Regions from separate parts of the Homo sapiens genome. Here region 1 is linked to region 2. The links are chromatin contacts, found by Hi-C or POLR2A ChIA-PET in ENCODE. All regions are on one chromosome and are shown on one strand. Each heading gives the region's core, a stretch centred on a gene start or an enhancer-like site at or near the end of the contact. The rest is flanking DNA. Distances are from core to core; before and after follow the strand shown. Region 1 holds the start of COPE (coat protein complex I subunit epsilon). Region 2 holds the start of LSM4 (LSM4 homolog, U6 small nuclear RNA and mRNA degradation associated).

Region 1 (2,728 bases), core at 29-2,528, 600 kb before region 2:
TCCTCAGACAGCTTCTGCAAGATGGGAAGGACAAACGCTGCTGTCTTCCCACTGCCTGTCTTAGCACAGCCCAAGCAGTCTCGACCTGGGTTGGGGACAAAGCAGCATCAACACCCTCCATGTGTGGACAGCTGGGTTTCAGAGACCTTGCCCAGGACACACTGCCAGTGAGTGGCAGGCTGGACTGGAACCCATATCCATTTGACCCGAGATGCCCACAGCTTCCTACCACCTCGTTCTAACTCCGTCCAGGAGCACGTGAATTTGGGGAATCCAGAATTCCCTTCCCTCATATGCATCTTGTGCTCCCTGTTGACCCCTTCATTTGTTTATTTAATCCCTGACTTATCACATCTTAGGCTTCCTGTGGGCCTCTCTTTAATGGCGAAACTGGGTTGGGCTAGAGGAGCAGAGAGAAGACCTTCTCCTAGAGGAGCAATCACAGGACCAAGGAGTCCTGGATCTACCAGCAATTTTGACAGCCTCAACTTCTATTTGTAAAATAAAGATAGCAGTACCAGGTCTGCAGGATTTTGCGATACTATCGGACTAGTCATCCATCAAACCCTCCCTGTGCTGAGACTATGAAAATTTCAGAGATTACATCACTTGCGTACGAACACAAAGCGAGTCAGTCATGCAACCTAAATGCCAACACTGTCCAGTCGTCCTCCGGAACCCCGGATCTCCTGTAACGCCCGAGGTTGCCCCTCGCCTCGTGGGACCGGAATAAGCAAAGGTTGCGAGAAGGGAAAGGAGTCGAGAGGAGCGGAGAGGCCTCTTGGGGAAGGCCCTGGGCCATACTCACCCTCCAGGATGGCGGGGATGCAGCCGAGCTGCACGGGCGTGGGCTGCTTCAAACCCAGCTGCCGACATTGTTCCACGAGCCACGATGACAGCCCGAGCTCCGCGAAGCCTGCCATCCTTGTGGCCGCTTGTAGGGGCCCCTTGTAGGGGCCCGTGTGATCCGCGCTTCCGGCGCGCGCCGACGACGTCACGAGAAAAATCTTCCTGTTTATTGGATCTGCCTCCTGCGTGGTCCCACCCTCTCCAGCTCCCTCAGCCTATTCCCAGCCTCGACCGCATCCTTATCATGTTTCCCCGGATCCCATTGGCTTGCAGAAACACACTACAATTCCCGAGATGCTCTCCGTGACGCACTTACGCCTTCCGCCCCCTTGCATATTATTGTGGAGCTTCCCATTGGCTTACTTCGCCGCCGCTCGGAAAAAGTAAACTACATTTCCTAGCGTGCCCGTGTCTTGCTTCCGGCTGACGTGTCTTTCAGGAAGAGGAGCTGGTGAGAAGACAGCGAAATGGCGCCTCCGGCCCCCGGCCCGGCCTCCGGCGGCTCCGGGGAGGTAGACGAGCTGTTCGACGTAAAGAACGCCTTCTACATCGGCAGCTACCAGCAGTGCATAAACGAGGCGCAGCGGGTGAAGGTGCGGCCGCGCAGGGGCGCGGGGACGCTGGGGGCGGAGGCGGAGGACGCTTTCTGGTGGCCGCGAGCCGCGTTCTGCGTCTAAAAACTTTCTCTTTTCTTCTCGCGTTTTTTGGGCCACCTCTTCCACAGTTCAGTGAGGAGTAGTCACTGTCCCGTGACAGAACCCAGAGCAGTAACAGTTTACGGTACTGCTCACTCGTACAGCGTTCTCTCTGCGCCCTTGAAAGTGTTTTGAGTAAGGGAGGTGTTTATGCCACTGTAGTGACAATAAGCCTATTTTGTTCAGCCATACCTTCAGTTCCCGTGAGATGGAGACTGTTGCTTATCCTCATTTTACGGATGAGAACCCTAAAGTTCAGAGAAGGACGTTTCCCTGCCCAACCAGCCTGGTTATTTCTCCCAGAGCTTACCCATTCATTCATTCATTCTTCATTGAGCACTTTTTTGGACGGGCACTGTATTCCGCTGGACTCAGAATGATAAACACAGTTTCCCAGCGCAGTGGCTCAAACGCCTGTAATTCTGGCGCTTTGGGAGGCCGAGGCGGGCAGATCGCATGCGCCCAGGAGTTCGAGACCAGCTTGGGCAACGTGGAGAAACCATGAGTCTACCAAAAATTAGCCGGGCGTGGTGGCGGGCACTTGTAATCTCAGCTACCGGGAGGCTGAGACAGGAGAATCGCTTCAACCCGGAGGCCGAGGTTGCAGTGAACCGAGATCGCGCCACTGCACTCCAGCCTGGGTGACAAAGTTGTAAGAATTAAAGAGGAAAGAAACACGAAAGGTGGCTTGCCAGTCAAGACAGGTTTATTTTAGAGAAAACAAACCTGAGAGGCGCCTTCTGGCGGAGTTGGGTCAGAGTAACACTCTTTTACAGACTAAGAGTTTTTAAGGATTCAGGGTCGGAGAGTTTATCAGAGGCTTGAACTGCTTCTGTGTCTCTTCGTTGTGCTTATCTGGGAGGGAGAGTTGTGTGTCTGTTCCCATACATCTTTCTTTTTTCTTTTCTTTTCTTTTCTTTTTTTTTTTTTTTTGAGATGGAGACTCGCGCTGTTGCCAGGCTGGAGTGCAGTGGCGTGATCTCGGCTCACTGCAACCTCCGCCCCCAGGTTCAAGCAATTCTCCTTTCTCAGCCTCTCGAGTAGCTGGGATTACAGGCGCGCGCCACCATGGCCCGGCTAATTTTTGTATTTTTAGTAGAGACGGGGTTTCACCATGTTGGCCAGGATGGTCTCCATCTCTTGACCTTGTGATCTGCCCGCCTTGGCCTACCAAAGTGTTGGGA
Region 2 (2,902 bases), core at 163-2,662:
CCGTCTCTGCTAAAAATACAAAAATTAGCTGGGCATTGTGGCATGTGCCTGTAATCCTAGCCACTCGGGTGGCTGAGGCAGAAGAATCCCTTGAACCCAGGAGGGAGGGGTTGCAGTGAGCTGAGATCGCACCACTGCACTGCAGCCTGGGTGATAGAATGAGACTCCATCTCAAAAAAAAAAGAACAGGGTCTTCGCAGATGTAATTAAGGATCTTGAGATGACATTATCCTGAAATTTATGGTGGACTTAATAAGAGAAAGGAGTGTCCTTTACAAGAAAAAGGAGCGGCCGGGCTCGGTGGCTCACGCCTGTAATCCCAGCACTTTGGGAGGCAGAGGAGGGAGGATTGCTTGACCCCAGGAGTTCGAGACCAGCCTGGACAACATAGGGAGACCCTGTCTCTACTACAAAAAAAAAAAAGAAAAAAAAAAGGAGAGATACATTTGAGACTCAGAGACACACAGAGAAGGCCAAGTGACGACAAAGGCAGAACGCGGAAGGCTGCATCTACAAGCCAAGAACTCCAAGGATTCCCAGCAGCCACCAGAACCCAGGAGAGAGGCATAGGACACACAGATTGTCCTCAGAGCCTCCAGAGGGAGCCAACTGTGCTGACAACCTCACTTCATTATTCTGATCTCTTGAATTGTGAGAAAATCACGTTCTGTTGTTTTAAACCTCGCAGTGTGTGGGCATTTGTTACAGCAGGCCCCAGAAAACTAATAGCATTCGCCTATTTACTTTGTTTACTGTCTGTCTCCCTGAGGGCCACGAATTTTGTGTTTTGTTCATTCTGTGAGCAGAAACAGGCACAGAGTAGGTAATAAGTACTTAATATGTGCCAGACGCTGTTTTAAGTGCTTTTACATGGTTTCATTCATTTCATCCTTACAGTAAGCAACGTTTTGGAGCAGACACTACTATTTACAGGGAGCAAACTGAGGCCCCGAGGGTCGTGGTCAGGATTCCAACCTATTAAATGATGTTCCCTGGATAATTACAGAATCAGAAAACTAGGAGTCGGAAGGGCAACATCAGGCACGGCCCAATCACCACGAAGCCTCGATTTCTCTCTCTCTACTGCAAACGAAAGGCATTAACTGGCTTTGCCCACAGCGTGGAGCCCAGGAGACCGACGAAGGTTTCACCTGCGCACGCATTTCCTCACAATGCACCCCGCGCCGGCGCGCGTTGCTCCGCCTCCTTTTGCATTACAAGCCGCGGCACTTTACGGCTCTCGTCCTCGTTCCTCCGGCGGGAACACGGCCCGCCCCGCCCTTTCGCCCAGCGGGCCCCGCCCTACTCCGCGTGGATTGGTTGACCGCCCTTCGAGCCCGGTGCTGACTGGCTTGCGTCTCTGCCACTTTCTTTCAGCTTAGTGGCGCGCGGCGCGGCGACGACCGCCGGGAGCGTGTGCAGCGGCGGCGGCGGAAGTGGCCGGCGAGCCCGGTCCCCGCCGGCACCATGGTGAGGGCAGGGCAACTGCGGGGTCTCACCGGGAGGCGGGAACAGCAGTCGTTGGGATCCCTGCGGGCGGGCGCTGTGGGCTTGGTTGGCGCGGGGCGAACGTAAGGTCCGAGCCTCGAGTCCCGCCCCCCGGCACGAGGCTGGGAAACTGAGGCCGGAGACTGCAGGTGGCTCTATCACGTTCGTGTCTGGGATTTAGGGTTGCACGGACTTGTATCCACAGTACAGTGGCCTCGCCTTAGTTAGTTTTCCCAGTTTGCAGGTGGGGAAACTGAAGTAAAAAAAAAAAAGGTGGGGATCCGCCAAATGCAGCAGAGAGTTTTTGGGCAGGGAAGGGGTCCCTTACGCTTCGGGCCCAGTCTGACCTCCCTGATTGAAAACTAGAGTGCTGGGAAGTAGGGGGCCAGTCTGAGTTGTGAAACTTAGTTTTAGGAATTTCAGAGCTTGCAAGATGCTAGCAGCACAGCCTCCTAGGCCTCTTGGTTTCTGGCTGAAAAGCAGGCCTGGTGCTGGGGTGTGGTGTTTCTCCTTGGGTCACATAGCATGTCATTCCAGCGGAAGGGGGCGTTTTGAGCTAGGGGTGGACAAAGTACATCCTCCCAATACAAAGAAGGAAAAATTGCGGCCCAGGTCTCTGCAGGGCCCATTGTTTATGATTCTGGAAGTTCTGGATCTGGGCTAGAAAGTGCCCGTGTCCCCCACTGTGCAGATCGGAAAAGGAATTCAGAGCTGGGAGTTTCCTGGCCCATCAGCTTCTGGTCCTTCTTTTTTCAATGAGAGAAACCAAGGCCCTTGTTGGGGATGTGACTTCCAGACTCTGTGAGACAGTGGGAGATTCAGTAACCAGGAGGGTCCCCCAGGGGTGGCTGCATCAGAACTGTGGATTAGTGAGAACTCTCCCTAAATCCGGCTGGTCAGTGTGTAACCACCCAATGGGTTCACCTTGCCTGTCTTCCTAGACAGATTTATCAAGACAGGGGAATTGCAGTGGAGAAAGAGTATTTCACACAGAGCCAGCTATGCAGGAGACCAGAGTTTTATTATTGCTCAAATCAGTCTCCGCTGAGCATTAGGGGATCCGAGTTTTGAAAGATAATTTGGCGGGTAGGGGCTCAGGAAGTGGGGAGTGCTGATTGGTTGGAGCTTCCTGAGGTCGATGGAGTCATCGACGGGAGTGTTGAAGTGAGGTTTTCTTGCTGTCTTCTGTTCCTGGGTGGGATCGCAGGACTGGTTGAGCCAGATTACTGGTCTGGGTAGTGTCAGCTGATCCGTCAAGTACGGGGTCTGCAAAATATCTCAAGCACTGATCTTAGATTTTATAATAGTGATGTTATCCCAAGGAGCAATTTGGGGAGTTTCAGACTCTTGCAGCCAGAGGCTGAAGTTACCTAAATGGTAATTTCTAATCTTGTAGCTTATTTGTTAGTCCTAC

Evidence for each region. A loop is a pair of places that touch in the nucleus more often than their neighbours do. ChIA-PET counts read pairs that join two places held with the same protein, here RNA polymerase II (POLR2A). Pooled maps may share reads with other maps.
Region 1: a loop to region 2 is called in a pooled map, with 17 times the contacts of the local background. The contact joins the promoter of COPE here to the promoter of LSM4 in region 2. A Hi-C loop is called at or near these places in 1 of 37 single-sample maps with no recorded cell type and 8 of 50 pooled maps. POLR2A ChIA-PET finds 5 or more read pairs at or near these places in 3 of 52 experiments (A673, CD4-positive, alpha-beta T cell and K562).

Annotation. Positions count from the first base shown.
Region 1 is chr19:18,917,937-18,920,664 of GRCh38, reverse strand. It overlaps COPE (coat protein complex I subunit epsilon), which reads left to right and starts at 1,278. Exons shown (of 10, transcript NM_007263.4): 1 at 1,278-1,442. The coding sequence starts at 1,317. It overlaps DDX49 (DEAD-box helicase 49), which reads right to left and starts at 950. Exons shown (of 13, transcript NM_019070.5): 1 at 809-950; 2 at 1-85. The coding sequence starts at 923. RefSeq lists enhancers at 676-1,275, 2,178-2,728 and a silencer at 1,356-1,545.
Region 2 is chr19:18,321,586-18,324,487 of GRCh38, reverse strand. LSM4 (LSM4 homolog, U6 small nuclear RNA and mRNA degradation associated) reads left to right here and starts at 1,412. Exons shown (of 5, transcript NM_012321.5): 1 at 1,412-1,470. The coding sequence starts at 1,468. LOC105372300 (a long non-coding RNA gene) reads right to left here. Exons shown (of 2, transcript XR_007067157.1): 2 at 2,491-2,754. RefSeq lists enhancers at 271-873, 1,072-1,291 and a silencer at 1,352-1,531.